Regions from separate parts of the Mus musculus genome. Here region 1 is linked to region 2. A link is a contact called in ENCODE POLR2A ChIA-PET data. All regions are on one chromosome and are shown on one strand. The core of a region is the stretch at or near the end of the contact, and the rest is flanking DNA. Distances in the headings are between cores, read along the strand shown.

Region 1 (7,365 bases), core at 4,386-6,885, 160 kb before region 2:
GCAAAAAAGACGATGGCTGCGTAATCCCTGCAGACAGGGACAGTGGCTCTCTTAGGACCAGAAATCCCTTTTTCTGCTTCACACAGCAGTGTCTGATGAGTAAGCTTACACAGAACCATGCTTGAAGAAACTCTTTATTGTTTTAAATCCCTCTTAGCAGGTAGCTCCCACCTGCAGTCTTGGTTCAACATTTTAGCTCTGGTGTGTTTCTGCTCTAACTCACCAAGGGACCAACCACGGACCATTTCCTTACCAACCTCCCACCTCTACGAGGAGTTCCTAAGGAGTACAGCGGAAGGCCACACTGCATCACTGGGCACTTCTTCAATGCTTTACAAATGCCTTACGCTTGGCAATTTGATGCAGTTTACAGGTCACTAACAGAATAATCATTCCTCCAGAAGAGCGGAGGGGAAAGGGTTAGGAGAGGGAAGGCGTACAGGCTAAGGGCCCAGGAAACCTCGAGTAGGAAGGGAGGCGGCGGCCCTCACCTGGCTAACCGGTCAGAGAGGAGGTGGCAGCCCTCACCTGGCTAACCGGTCAGAGAGGAGGCGGCGACCCTCACCTGGCTAACCGGTCAGAGAGGAGGAAGTGCTGCTGGATGTTGTCCACCAGGGAGCCCCGCATTTCTTCCACCACCTTGAAGACTCGTTTAAAGTTGTCAAACTGTCCGGCAATTACAGAACACTGGTCAGGAGACGTTCATGAGCGAGCTGCTATGGGATCTCTCCCTCCTGTCCTCCTATCTGGTGGGCAGGTACTAATTTAGCACTAACACTTCAACAAATGACTAGGTTTTTGTTGTTTGTTTCGAGACAGGGTTTCTCTGTGTAGCCCTGGCTGTCCTGGAACTCACTCTGTAGACCAGGCTGGCCTCGAACTCAGAAATCCACCTGCCTCTGCCTCCTGAGTGCTGGGATTAAAAGCATGCGCCAGCACCCCTGGCATGACTAGGTATTAATAACTACCATCATTTGACAATGTTTGCCAGCCTTTGGCATTTTTCCTTAAAAGAATGCTTACTTATTCCTGTCCTTAAGTTCAATTTAGCATCACGACCGTCAATCTCTGGCTCTTCAAGAGCCTGAATTAGAACGGATTCTCCTGAGTAACTTGGAGTGAACCAAGCAGCATACACACACGAACTCATTCTAGACACAAAGGAAAGGCACTCAAGGCCTATAAAGGTTGTAGCAAGAGCCCAGACCCATACCCATAGCCATCTGCGCCCAGTTTACACCCTGGTACTTCTCCCTTAAAGACAAGGCATGAATGCTACCAAAACGGCTCATGGATAAGGTAGGATCTAGCTCCCTTGTCGATTTCAAGGGATAGATGTGGCCAAGAACAGCATCTTCTAGGCAGGAGTACCATGAACAAAAACAAACTTGGGGCTCAAGAAATGTTAAGTCCAGAGAGGTCTATAGTGACCCAACCTGAGTCTGAAGGTCGAGGACAGTGGGAGCCAATGAAAATCTATAAGCAAAGGAAAGCCACGGTCAGACTGAGCCTAAGCCTGGTCCGCCTGGCCAGAGGGGAGGTGGAGGGAGGAGAGGGTTTATATGAAGAAGGAACTGGTTCCACAATCATGGGCTAGACCACGGGCTAGAGGTGGGGCTAGAGTAGTAAGAAGGATCCAGAGGTGGGCTAGACAGGTAGTGGTGTTATGTGTAGAACCCACCTGCCTCCGGCAGCTCTTGAGAGTAATTCCTGTTTTGGTGCTGATGTCATCCAGGTCTTTCTTGGTACCCTTGGACAGCTTCTTGCCCAAGACCTCCCGAACAAAGGCCTCATCAAAGGTGTAGTACCTTGTGGAGGCACAGGTCATTATTGGTGATCCATTAGGGAAGGAGAAGGGAGTTTGGAATTGGTTTCTCTTGTTCTCAATTTTCTAATTTCCTGAGTTCACCCCATCTACCCCTGTGTATATCCCAATACCCTCCCCCCAGACTCAGCTTCAGTCTACAAAATGGGTATAAGTCAGATTGACTGACATCCCTGCCAGTACCCACCCCCGTCCCCCACCCCTGGTGAGCACCTCTCGATGAGGAGTGTCTGTCGGGAGGGAGGAATCTGGAAGATGAGCTGGTGCAGCAGCTTCGGCGGCGCGTGCAGCAGACGCTCAAGCATGTGAAAGGTGCGGTAGTGGTCCATGGTGTCGCTCTGCAGCACTCCTGTGGTGGCTCCCGTCTGCTCCAAGATTCCGGAGCGTACTCGCAGAGCCACTGCATCGTTCACTGAGGAGTGGGCGCTACCATAAGACCCTAGAGGCCCTCCAGGGGTTCCACCTCCACCTCCAATCCTTACACTTCCCCGACTTCCCGCAGTCTGTCCACTTCCCTAAACCAAGCCTAAATCCTAGCCACGCCCCCTCTTCCCGATCCCCAACAACAGCTTCCCGGGAGGGCGGCTCACAGACCTGAGTAACCATCCAGCCAGAGGCGATACACGTCTTCATCTATAAGGGTCGTGTTCCCCACGAAAATGTCTAGTTCGCTGGTCATGACGATGCCCGGGCCGGGTTCGCCCGAAGCTGGAGCTTGTACGGGCCCCGGCCGGGCGAGTAGCCGCAGAGCGACTTCCGGGAGTTCGGAGATTTTGCTCCGGGCACCCGGAGCTGATGAAGGACCACTTCCGGGACGGAGCTAGTGAGACACCGCTCAGCTCTGTGAACGGTTTTTCGGAAGATGTCGGGATAGTCTTCTCTCAGTCTACCCTGTCTTGCAGATTCTCCCGTTAACCCCTTCTGTCACTCCCATCTTCTCAGTTTTCTCAGAGCCTCCCAGTTTTGACCTGTATCCTAAATTAGAATGTTTCCAAGGTTCTATCGTAGCGATTGCTAGGTGTATGTGGCCCTTACTTCCATTGTCCATAAGACAGACAGATGACCATTTTTCTTGTTCCCGGAGTGTATTTATTTTTATTGTTTTGAATAATGTGTATGTGGGGAGAGGGTGTGTACGTGTGAGTGCAAATGTTCTTTGAGACCTGAGGTATCAGGTCCCCTGGAGTTAAATTTACAGGCAAATATGAGTTAGTTGCACATATGGTTGTGGTTCCTTGCTTGTAACCACTTAGCTTTCTCTCCAGCCCCAGTTTTTCACCACATACTACACCCACACACAAGCTAGTGACTTCACTTAAAGTCTTTCAGAGCTCTGCCTGGAAGTAGGTATCTGCAGGGGCACCCATCTAGTAAGGCTGTCTTCTTTGTCTTTTCATGAGGCAGTAAAAGATTTACACAGGAGCCACCAAGCCTGAGTTCGTTCTCCTGCACCCATACTGTGTAAGGAAAGAACCAGCTCCAGGTTTTGTTTTGTTTGTTTGTTAAGACAAGGTCTTACTTTGTAGTCCAGGCTAGTCTAAATTGGCAGCAGTCTTTGATCTTCAACCTCCCAAGCATTGAGATTACAGGATAGGAACCACCAGTATACCTAGTCCTTATCACCTGATCTCTACATATGTATGCACTGTTGTATAATACATAAATATAGCTTACTGGCTATAATTACTAATAAAATTAACCCTGTATAACCTTTAATCCCAGCACTTGGAAGGCAGGCAGATATCTGAATTGGAGGTTAGCCTGGTCTACAGAGTGAGTTTCAGGACAGCCAGGGCTACACAGAGAAATCCTGTCTCGAAAAATGGGGGAAAATGAGTTCTACAAAAGCCAGTTCATCTCAGTGCACTTGCGGGTTGCTACCTAGAGACAGGGGGAGGAGGTCCTGGAGGAGGTCCTGGTTTATAAGACCAGGTCTCCCACTCCACTTCTGGTCCCTAGGCGGAGCACATTTTAGGGTTTCTAGACAGATCCCTCTCAGCTCCAGTCTGTTTCCCTGTACTCTTATCTCCGTGGCAGCCTCAGCACCCATCTCGTTCTAGAAACCTGGGCTATCTCCCAAATTTCTCTCTTCAGGCATTCAGAGCTGTTGATGTGCCTGCTGAGTGCCTCTCTCTGCGGCTTACTCCCCGCCCCACTGACTCAGTGCCAGCCTAGTTCTGCACAGCTCTCTGTTCACTGACACAGTGTTATTCATCTACAGTGCACTCTGCCACCAGAATCCACCCCACACAGCACACGTGGAGACTTCTTTGGCGGGGACAGAGTTGGGGACAAAGTCTCCTACAGATCAGGTCTTGAATTTGCTGTGGGGAGGATGACCTTGAATTCCTGAGGCTCCTGCAGCTCCCTTCCAAGTGCTGGGATTACTGGCAAATACCAACACAACTGGCTTCAGAAAAGTCTTTTTAAAATGTATATTTTCTTGACTGTGGTGGTTCATGCTTGTAATTCCTACACAGAGGCCAGAGAATCTCCGTGAATTGGAGGCCAACCTGGTCTACTTTCAGGCTCTCCAGGATTACATACCCTGTCTCAAAACATTTTGAAATGTTATTTCCCTCTTTAAAATTCTACCTGGCCTTTGTCAAGCCTCTAGCCCAGAACTGCAGGTCCTTAAGAACTCGACATCTATCCGCCATTGAAGTCTACTTCCCTTTCCAACTTCAACCTCTCAAGCACTGGGATTGCAGGATAGGAGCCACCAATATACCCTGCTCTTCAAAGCCTCCTCATCTTACCACTTCCCATATACCCACGCTTACCAGACTCTCAGAACTAGCCTCGCTTAATCCTAAAGGAGCTAGACTCTCCAGGGCAGCAGTGACTCTTCCCACACTTCTTGCTTCTTTCACATACTCTTTCTCTCTTGGCAGTCTTGTATTTTGTGTTTTGATGACAGGGTCTCTCTACATAGTCCTATCTGTCCTGGAACTCCCTGCTGGCATCTTATGCATCTTTAATGGCCCCTCAGGTATTTCCTCTTTGGGAAATATTTTGGGGATCTCAGAGACTACTTCTGTATCACATCCTTTTTTTATGGTCCAAGAATAAACCAGGGCCTTCCACATGCTAGGTAAGTGCGTTGTCATTGAGCCATATGCTCAACGTGAGCTTCTGTGCCTGCCCTCTCTCTCTTCCCCAAAAGATTCTCTCTCTCTCTCTCTCTCTCTCTCTCGCTCTCTCGCTCTCGCTCTCTCTCTCTGCAAGACAGGGTTTCTCTGTGTAGCCTTGGCTTCTTCTGTCAGATTTTGACCTTTTTGATCAAGTACAGGATTATTGTTAAGCGTATTTCTACACGGACCTTTCACACAACAAAGGTTTATTAAACAAACAAATCCTTTGGATGGCCCATCCTGCAGGCAGGAAACGGTCCCTGGGAGGAAGGGAGGGAGGGTTGGGAATGGGCCAGGACCTTTGACTCTAGATTCGGAGTAGCTGCGAGGGAGTGATGCTTCATAGTTCTCGGAAAGGAAGAAGAGCCTGGTAAGCCATCTGTTTAGCTTCTGTTGCGGAGTGGGAAGGAGTCAAAGGCAGACACCTGAATATCATTTCTCAAAAAGTGCTCGAGGGATTTTGGAACATGGAGTCCTGTAACGCCTTCAAGTCCCGCTGAGATGACCATAGAAGGAAAGGAGAGAGAAGGTCTCTACTGTTTGAGGGTCGTGACACCCAGGTCCGGAGTGGGCGAGAAAAGAGAGCTACAGGCTTAGGCTCCGCCCCTTCCTGGGAGACTTTCTGGATTGGCTGTTCTTGGGCAACATCACGAGGCCCCGCCCCGGCGCGCGCCCTGCCTCGTGCCCACCCCAGGGTAGCTGCTGCAGCCTACGCTGCCTCTTCCACTGCCTACGGTCCTCGGAGCCAGAGCCCGGGTCGGAGCCTGAGAGGCAACCGGCCCGAGGAGGGGCTCCAGAGCCTCGGCCGTGGGCGGGCGATGCTGCAGCTGCCTGATCAACTATGGAGGCCGAAGCAGGCGGCCTGGAGGAGCTGACGGACGAGGAGATGGCGGCGCTGGGTAAGGAGGAGCTGGTGCGGCGCCTGCGGCGGGAGGAGGCGGCGCGCCTGGCAGCGCTAGTGCAGCGCGGCCGCCTGATGCAGGAGGTGAATCGGCAGCTGCAGGGTCACCTGGGCGAGATCCGTGAGCTCAAACAGCTCAACCGGCGCCTGCAGGCGGAGAACCGGGAGCTGCGCGACCTCTGCTGCTTTCTGGACTCGGAGCGCCAACGAGGACGGCGTGCGGCGCGCCAGTGGCAGCTCTTTGGGACCCAAGCATCCCGGGCGGTGCGCGAGGACCTGGGTGGCTGTTGGCAGAAGCTAGCGGAGCTGGAAGGCCGCCAGGAGGAGCTGCTGCGGGAAAATCTGGCCCTTAAGGAGCTTTGCTTAGCACTGGGCGAAGAGTGGGGCCCCCGCGGTGGCCCCGGCGGCGCAGTGGGCTCAGGTGCTGGGCCCACACCCGAGCTCGCCCTGCCACCGTGCGGGCCCCGCGACCTAGGCGATGGAAGTTCCAGCACTGGCAGTGTGGGCAGCCCGGATCAGTTGCCCCTAGCCTGCTCCCCTGATGACTGAGGGCGCCGCATTTTCCACGCCAATGCCTGCCTGGATTGCTCCCTGAGCTCGGGGAATGCTGTGGACCTCCAGACCTGGTCGTAGCTTCGGCTGAGCACCAGGGCGCTGGAATGGACTGGAAAAGCCCTGGCACTGAGGAGGGCTCCTTGCTCTTGCTGGCAGAGCAGCAGGGGAAATGGAGGCTGAAGTGGAGGGACTTGCTGTGTGGTTGGGTGGGGACTAATAAACTGGGAAGGAAGCAGAGCCCGAAGCCTGGCCAGCTTGTGTCTAGAACTCGCCGGGGTTGGGAAGAGGGCGTAAACCCAGAGATGCAGTGCAGTTCTCATCCGGAGGAACTGCAGAGCTAGGGCTGACTCCCTATTACCTGGGATTGGGGTGGGATTTGAGACGGTGGTAGACCACTAACTCCCCCGATGGGCGCCAAGACAGGCTGAAATCCGGCCGCTGTAGTGGCTCCAGCTCCCTTCCAGGCTCCTTCCTGTCTAAAACAATGGGACAGGAAGCAGGTGTTGGGGGCCTAAAGCCCACTGAACCGCCTGCATGGATGGTGGAAGGATATACCACCGGCCTTCCCTGCCCCCCCCCCAGTCCTTAAGACAGGAGCAGTGTGGGTTCCCATGGGGAAAATAATTGATAATCTTCTTTGCTTGCACTCCAGAGCATTCTTAGTCTCTCAGTATAGGAGACAAGGAAGAGCAGAGGGTCGCCCCATTCTTCAGGTGAGAATATGGAAGTCCAAAAACATATGGTAGTTTCTTCAAGGTCAATGCTGAGACTGGAACCTGGAACTCCTGTTCCAAATGGTCTCCTTTAGCCTCTGGATCCAACATGACAACCCAGACTAGAGCTTCAAGCCTTTTATTCCATTTTGGAAGGTTTGTATAAAAATAGTCTCTTTAGGAAAATAAATAGCAGCTGCCCTTGCGGTGGAGGCTCGGATACCCTGAAGCTAAGCG
Region 2 (7,377 bases), core at 4,142-6,641:
GATCAGGAGCTCAGGACAGGTAGGTGTAGCATTGCAGTCCTTTAAACTCAGCACTGGGGCTGGAGAGATGGCTCAGTGGTTAAGAGCACTGACTGCCCTTCCAAACATCCTAAGATTAATTCCCAACGACCACATGGTGGCTCACAAACATGTGTAATGGGATCTGATGCCCTTTTCTGGTGTGTCTGAAGACAGCTACAGTGTACTCATCTATAAAATAAATCTTGTTAAAAATTTTAAACTCAACACTGTTTGAAGCAGCCTGGTCTAAATTGTTTCAGGAGGAGCCTTTTGTTGCAAAGGAGAGCTTTAAAAGAGGCTACAAAGTTGGGTACCAGTGGTGGTAACCAGTGGCAGAGGTGAAGCAGAATATAAGTGGTGCAGGCCTTTAATCTCGGCACTCAGGAAGCAGAAAAACCATGAAAAGAAAAGAAAAGGGGGTGGAGTAGGGGCTACAAAATGAGACCCTGTCTCCAAAGAACAAAAGCAACCCAGGGTGATGCTGTAGGAAAGACTAAGGCTAGATACAGATCTTGACTAACTGACTTATTCTGTGATTGAGCAATTTACTCAGTCTTGCCCATGGAGTCCTGTCCTTGTTTATTGGCTCTAAAGCAGCAGTTCTCAACTAGTGGGTCTTAACCCTTTGGGAAACACATATTTACTTTAGGATTTTGTTTTGTTTTGTTTTTCAAGACAGGGTTTCTCTGTAGCCCTGGCTGTCCCGAAACTCACTTTGTAGATCAGGCAGGCCTCGAACTCAGAAATCCGCCTGCCTCTGCCTCCCAAGTGCTGGGATTAAGGGCGTGCCCCACCATGCCCGGCTTACATTAGGATTTATAACAATAGCTAAATAGTTACAAAGTAGCAATGAAAATTTTATGGCTGGGGAACTGTATTAAAGGGACTCAGCTGAGAACCACTGCTCTAGAGAATGGAAAGTACTTGTGGATTACAGGAAAGGAGGGAAGCCCAAAGAAGCCTTTTGGTTTCTTTGGCCTGCAGTACTTCCTGTGGGGCCATCCCCCCTCACTAAGGGCCACCACTTACCAACTGAGCTGCGACCCCTGGTGGATGAGGAGGCTTACGGTGCTGCACCCTAGCACCAACAGCAGAATTTTCCTGTGGCTCATCATCTTGGTGGATTGCTGCAAGCGCTGGAGGATAGGTGGCATGGTGAGGGTTCACTCCTGGACCAGCCAGGGCCTCATTATCCCGGGCTTCCTTCACCAGCACTCATGGGGGTTCCTGTGGCTCTGGTAGCAGGGCCAGTGTTCCTGAAAAACCTGCCAGAACAAGGAAACAGACAGGTTTGCAGTGGCCAGAGGAAAAAGACTCCAGGCTTAACAGGACTGCTGCAAAAGAAAGATTCAATGAGTGGGGTGAACCGAGATGCCAGAGCAGATCGAATTCCACCTCCTATCCCCAAGACCCTATCTCCTCTCTTTCCGGAGAACTTAGTCTTGGGTGGAATTACAGGTCTGGGATGTGTCCAGCACTCAGACTATAGCCATTCTGTTTCTTGAGCCCTGTGTGTTTAACTCTCTGACTGTATCTAACTTGTCTTTGTCTCACAGCCATTTGAATCTAGCTCTACAGTAGTCTTCCCTCAGCACTAGCATGTGGCTCAGGACACAAGAAGTCCCAGTCCAAGATTTTCTCTCTTCCAGGACTTGTTATCTGACTCTTTGAGCCAACGGGTGGTCCTGAGTCCCCTGAGAGTAAACTCCTCAGAAACAGCCAAGCCCTCACCTCCTTCAGCCTCCAGTTAGTGCTGTGGGCCTAATATATTATTACTAACGTTGGACACCACAAGCATTTCCCACTAAGCAGTGGATGGCAATGAGGTGCTGAGGGTAACGGTCATTTATTCATAGACACGCAGCCAGCGATAGCAGACTGCTGACTCAGATCTACTTACTTAAAAAAACAATTAGTCTCACTATTTTTTGTGAGACTGGCCTGACTGGCCTGAAACTTGCTACGTGGTCCAGGCTGACCTCACACTCAGAGGTCACCTGCTTCTGCTTCCTACACGCTATGATTAAAGGTGTGCGCCCCAGACCAGAGAGATGACACTGACTGGTCTCCAAAGGTCCTGAGTTCAAATCCCAGCAACCACACCGTGTCTCACAACTGTCTGTAATGAGGTCGGATGCACTCTTCTGGTGTGTGTCTGAAGACAGCTACAGTGTACTTGTATAAATAATAATAAATAAATAAATATTTAAAAACAACAACAATTAAAAAAAAAAGGTGTGTGCCTCCACATCTGGCCAAATCTACTCTTCTGTCTCCAAAGTCCTTGTTCTTAGACTTTATATGAGCTGTTCCCATTCAAAACTGATTTTTCAAGCTAGAGATGGCTCAGTACTTAAGAGAATCTTAAGTCGTTCTTTCAGAGAATCCAGGTTTGATTCTTAGCACCCACATGATGGCTTGCAACTTTCTGTAACTCCAGTTCCAGATGATCGGCCTCTGCCAGAGGTACAAGGTATGCACACAATGCACAGATATACACGTAGGCAAAACACGTACTCACAGATGTAAAATAATTTCGGAAAACTTTATCTTTCCACCCCTGCCTGGTCTGGTAATTTTGCATACTTCTGAGCACCGAGCCCTCCAGCTTGTGTCTCCACTGCCTTAAGGACCTGGGACTAAATCTACCAGGGAAAGAAGTACTTGAAACCCTGGATCCTTGTCTGAATCCCATCCCCATGTAAAAAGCAGGTGGCTCATCAGCTGACTGTGTAGGTGCTTGGCCAAGACTAGCCTAGGAGCGATGGGCAGAGTGGCTACAAATTGCTCTGCTGAGAATTCCCAGCAGGAGATGAGCCTTCTAGGTAAGAGGAGGGAGAGAGAGGCAAGAGCCAGGCTTGCTTTCTTTGCAAGAATGTGTTGGCAGTTCAGGTGAAAAGTTAGCTTCAGCAGCCGTGCCTGCCCCCGGGCTAGGGTGGGTCTGTCTTAGGGCGTATGTACAGGTTCAGACTCAGCATTAGCCTTCACACTGTTACCTCTGAAGGGAGGAGGGTTTGCAACCTTAGGAGAATATGCACGGGTAAGGAACCAGGACACCTGGTCCCAGGAGGGGTGAGGTAACTCTGTGGCTCTAGGCGTGGCTTCCAGTTTCTCTTTTTTTGTGCCCCCTTCCCTATTAATACCAGATTACATCTAAACCTGTTTAGGTGGAAAGATGTCTTGTTTACAACTCCCCTTATCTCCAGGTCACATCTGGTTTCTTCCACCAGCCAGTGAGACATAATCATTTTGGAACACAGAGAGCAAAGGGCCTGGCCTCCGAAGGCAATCAAGGGCACAGGGAGGCAGCCTAGGTCCTTTCCAATTTGGGGATTTCTGAGATAGAACATTGGTCTCCAGCAGGAGGAAGTCAAGGGCTTGGCCCTTTTAGGACACAAAGTTTCTATCACAAGTCCTGTTTGGAGAACTTGGTGACCAGATGGTTTTCCAAGAGACAATTAGAGGACAAGTCTTTTTCTACCTCTTAAACTTGCTTAAACTACGCTGTATCTTAGAGGAATCTGACCCAGCCATGGAGGCCAAGTGTAAGGGGAGCTACAGTGGATCTTTTCCTAGCCTCAGAGAATGAGGTTGCTGTCTCGATATCCCATCTATTCTACAAACAGCTTTATCCATTGCCTCCAAGGCTTGGAACTGGGGAGCCAACAAGATTGCTAAGGTCTGCAAGGGGATTCCCTAGGTACCAGTTTCCAGGCTGGGAACACCAGGGATTTTGGCTTCTGGCTTATTCCCTCCCAATATAACCTAGTTCATTCTTGCCTACAGTTCCTTCCAGGGACCATTCTGGGACTGTGAGGACCAGTCACCCTACTTTGTGACCATTCCTGGGTTTAGCTTGCCCTTATTTCTTTTTCTTTTTTCTTTTCACTTTCCTTTCCTTTTTTTTTTTTTTTTTTTTTTTTTTTTTTTTTGAGACAAGGTTTCTCTGTATAGCCCTGGCTGTCCTGGAACTCACTCTGAGGACCAAGCTGGCCTTGAACTCAGAAATCCACCTCCCAAGTGCTGGGATTAAAAGCATGCTCCACCATTGCCCGGCTCTTGCCCTGGCTTCTTATTCTGTGTTGTAGCTATGTCACTCTTCAGAGCACAGGGCAGATTTTTTTCTTCATGACAGATTCAGGTATTTGAAAGCAAGAATTCTGTGTCCTATATGTGGGCATCCAACCAGAGAAACCATCCCAGGTCCAGATAGAGAGTAACATTTGGCTACTAGAGTAGGTAGGCCTGCATTCCCTGGGTCAGGCCATGCCTGTTGTATAGAAGGACTTAGCAGTGGGGGCCTGGAGGAGTTCCCTGGGCTGAGTTTCCCTCTGGTCTTGAGGCTGAAGCAAATGGGTGGCCACGCTGCTGGTGTGCCCACGCTGCTGGTGTGCGTGCCGCCTACAGAGGCTTCACATATTCTTTTCTTTGGAAAGAGGTCTCCTCACCATACCCAGCAGGTCAGGGTGCCAGCCTTATCAGAATAGCAGTGCTAATTTTAGTCAGAATAATCTACCTCAGGCTGCTGCCCAGTTTTGTAAATTGCTTTCTTTTCTCCAGGGAACCAAAGAAGAAATGGAATTGCCAGCCAGAGATTTGAAAGCTAACCCAGATGTCCACCCTAATCCCAAAAGATATCTTTCTCACTCTCCCCTCAGAGCTACGGGACTGATACTGATGCTCTTGGAGGAGTGGATCCCGGGCCTGACCACTGAGACTTGTCCTCTCAGTGATGTGGAGACTTAAGCTGTCTTGGGGCATGGCATATCTCAGGTCACGCAAGTCCCCAAACAGAAAAGGGCAGAGAGGGTGGGAAGCACAATAGAGCCTAGGAGATCGAATATCTTTCCATCCCTTCTGCTCCCTGCACAAGGTTTCCCGAGTCTCCTCTCTCTGTCATCCCACCCCCTACACGCTTTCATCCCTGCCTCTTAATTCTCTTCATTCTCCTTTCTCCATTACTACCCACTCCCACCCCCACCGCGCCCCACATTCCCACAATTTCATCCAGAGATCTGGTCACTATAAGCAATTGGCCAGATTCAACCCCTTGCCAGCTTCCTGAGGGTCCGGAGCCACCCCCTCAAGCTCTCTTGGCACAAGGCCCCGAAGATACTCTTCTGCAACTGCCCAGGCCCCCATCCTCTTTGCAGTGCACCCTTGTTCCCTCCAGCCCCGGGCTGGCTACTGCAGTACTCACGCAGGCAGGCTCTGTCTCCGACTTGGGTCAGGGCTACCCTCCGCTCCCCCTGTGCCCCTTGTCCTGAAATCTGCCGGGTCTTAGGGCAACGGGGGCTCTGAACGCAGAATGCCGATAGCTTGCTTTGCTGCGCCTGGATGGGATCAGGTGGCAGCGTCTGAGTCTGTCCGCTCAGCTCAGCTCAGCTCAGCTATACCCGCCGCCCGTCCCCCATCTCACACCGGGGGCGGGGCGGGGGCGGGGGCCTGGCGGCTCAGAGGAGGGGGAAAAGAAAAAGCAGCAAGAGGAGGGGGACTGCGTAGCTTGCCTGCTGCTGGTGAGCGTTCTCCTGTTGGTATTGGCATCTTTAGATACAGGTATCTTTCCCTTGCAATCTTGTAGAAAGAGCTCAACACCATTGTCCATCAGAAGCGAAAACCGAGGCATGGCTGGGTCCTGTCGGTCACTGGCGCTTCTTGTGGTTGGCTTAGAGGTTCAGGTGCACAAGGAGTCTCCTATATTCCCTCTCTCTCTTCCCCCGTACTTCCCACCTCTACTCGCCTGTCTGGCCCCTTCCCTTCCAGTTTGCCCTCCAGCTCTCCTGAGGCAGAACCTAGAAGTTTACCCAGGCCTGGTCAGGACTCCAGCGTTCTCAGTTCTGACCAGAGCTGCTGTTGATCTGGGGTCTCTGCCAAGGCACCTTGCACTCGGAGTCAGAAACTCCAGTTCATTTCTGGTTTCTGCTTTTATTCCATCTTGGAGTCAAGAGGCAACAGGAGTCAAGAGTCCTGCCACTTCTCAGCACTGAAATGGGCACCTGTTTCCTTGTAGCAGCTCTAATTGAAAGAGCTCCTGGTGGGTGTCTAATAGTGGCACCCCCTACAGCCACATTAGATGCCATGAGACCACAGTTGATTCTAGGGATGGCATGGATGTTGTCTCCTTTATTCTGGGCAAGGAAAGGATCTTCAGGTAGGTTAACCACCCAACTCTGGTACTTTAACAGGGCTGCACTGGTCCCTTCTGGTCTCACACAGCCAATAAGTGGGCATTATGTAAGGATCCTGACTTCAGAGGCAGGGGCACACGGGCATGTCAGCTTCTGTTTTCTTTCAGTCTTTCTCTTTGCAGAGTTTGGTATCCTATCTGCATCCCAGGGCAATCATGAAAAAAAAAAATCATCCTGTTTGGTATGTCCTTTTCTGGCCCTAGTTATATTACCGACCCATCTGCTCTTTTATCTTGCCTTAGAGACCCTGCCCTTCTCCTCCTCCTCTTCCTCCCCCTGGACTCCTCTGGAGTCCTGCCTGAGCATACTGGGGCCTCCAGCCTCAGGTGACCTGTCCGGGGCTCTCTGATTACAGGGAGCAGAGACTTCCTTTGGGTTAAAAATGGTTGTCTGAGTAAGCTGGCAAGCACAAGGAAAAGCCACCGCCGCTCATTCTTTAGTTCTGTCCTTTCCGGCTTTGGTTCCGTCTGCAATCCCAGTGTAGGGTAGTGATGAGAACCCAATGGGGAAGAGTCACCATTTGGGTATAGGTGAAGGGAACAAGAACCGCTTTTACCAGCTGTACTCTATCTGTCTGTCTCAGACCCCACCTTTCCTGCATCCTGCTCACCCCTCCTTTCCAATTACTCCTCCCTTGAGGACAGCTGGTGAAACGGAGGTGGCTAGGAAAAGATCTGAAGCGCGTGGGTGGGAAATGAGACCATTTGTGTTCCTCTCCTTTATTCATCACACACAAACCAAACAGGCTGTCATTGAGAGCGGCAGAACTAGGAGAGGGAAGGAGATAAAATAAATTGGTGGATGTTGGGCAGGCAAGGGTCATGGTGTCTTGCCCCAAGAAAGGTCCTGAGGTTTTTTTGTTTTTCCTACAAGAATATAAAGTCCCCAGGTTAGATACCCCCACCTCCCAACTCATTTATTAGCTGCCTCCTGGATGCTAAATACTTCAAGATAGAAGAAGATCAAGTTCCAGATCCTGTTTGGGGGAATGGAGGTGGGAATAAAGGACAGGAAAGACTTAAAAATGAAACAAAGACAATGGATTAGCTGGCAGCAGTAAGCCCAGTTTTCAAGAAGCAGAGGCAGGAGGATTGCCAAGAGCTAGAGGTTGGCTTGGGCTCGATTTTGTCCCAAGACAGTCTGAACTACATGACTCTTGATCTTCCAC

Evidence for each region. ChIA-PET counts read pairs that join two places held with the same protein, here RNA polymerase II (POLR2A).
Region 1: POLR2A ChIA-PET joins it to region 2 with 16 read pairs in embryonic stem cell. The contact joins the promoter of Ccdc85b here to the promoter of Gal3st3 in region 2. POLR2A ChIA-PET finds 5 or more read pairs at or near these places in 4 of 5 experiments (Patski and embryonic stem cell).

The regions. Positions count from the first base shown.
Region 1 is chr19:5,455,833-5,463,197 of GRCm38, reverse strand. Ccdc85b (coiled-coil domain containing 85B) reads left to right here and starts at 5,635. Exons shown (of 1, transcript NM_198616.4): 1 at 5,635-7,365. The coding sequence starts at 5,801. The coding sequence ends at 6,409. Fosl1 (fos-like antigen 1) reads right to left here. Exons shown (of 4, transcript NM_010235.2): 4 at 7,260-7,365. Fibp (fibroblast growth factor (acidic) intracellular binding protein) reads right to left here and starts at 2,591. Exons shown (of 10, transcript NM_021438.4): 1 at 2,420-2,591; 2 at 2,039-2,237; 3 at 1,682-1,808; 4 at 566-666; 5 at 1-27. The coding sequence starts at 2,504.
Region 2 is chr19:5,296,345-5,303,721 of GRCm38, reverse strand. It overlaps Gal3st3 (galactose-3-O-sulfotransferase 3), which reads right to left and starts at 5,391. Exons shown (of 3, transcript NM_001024717.2): 1 at 5,222-5,391; 2 at 1,051-1,286. The coding sequence starts at 1,175.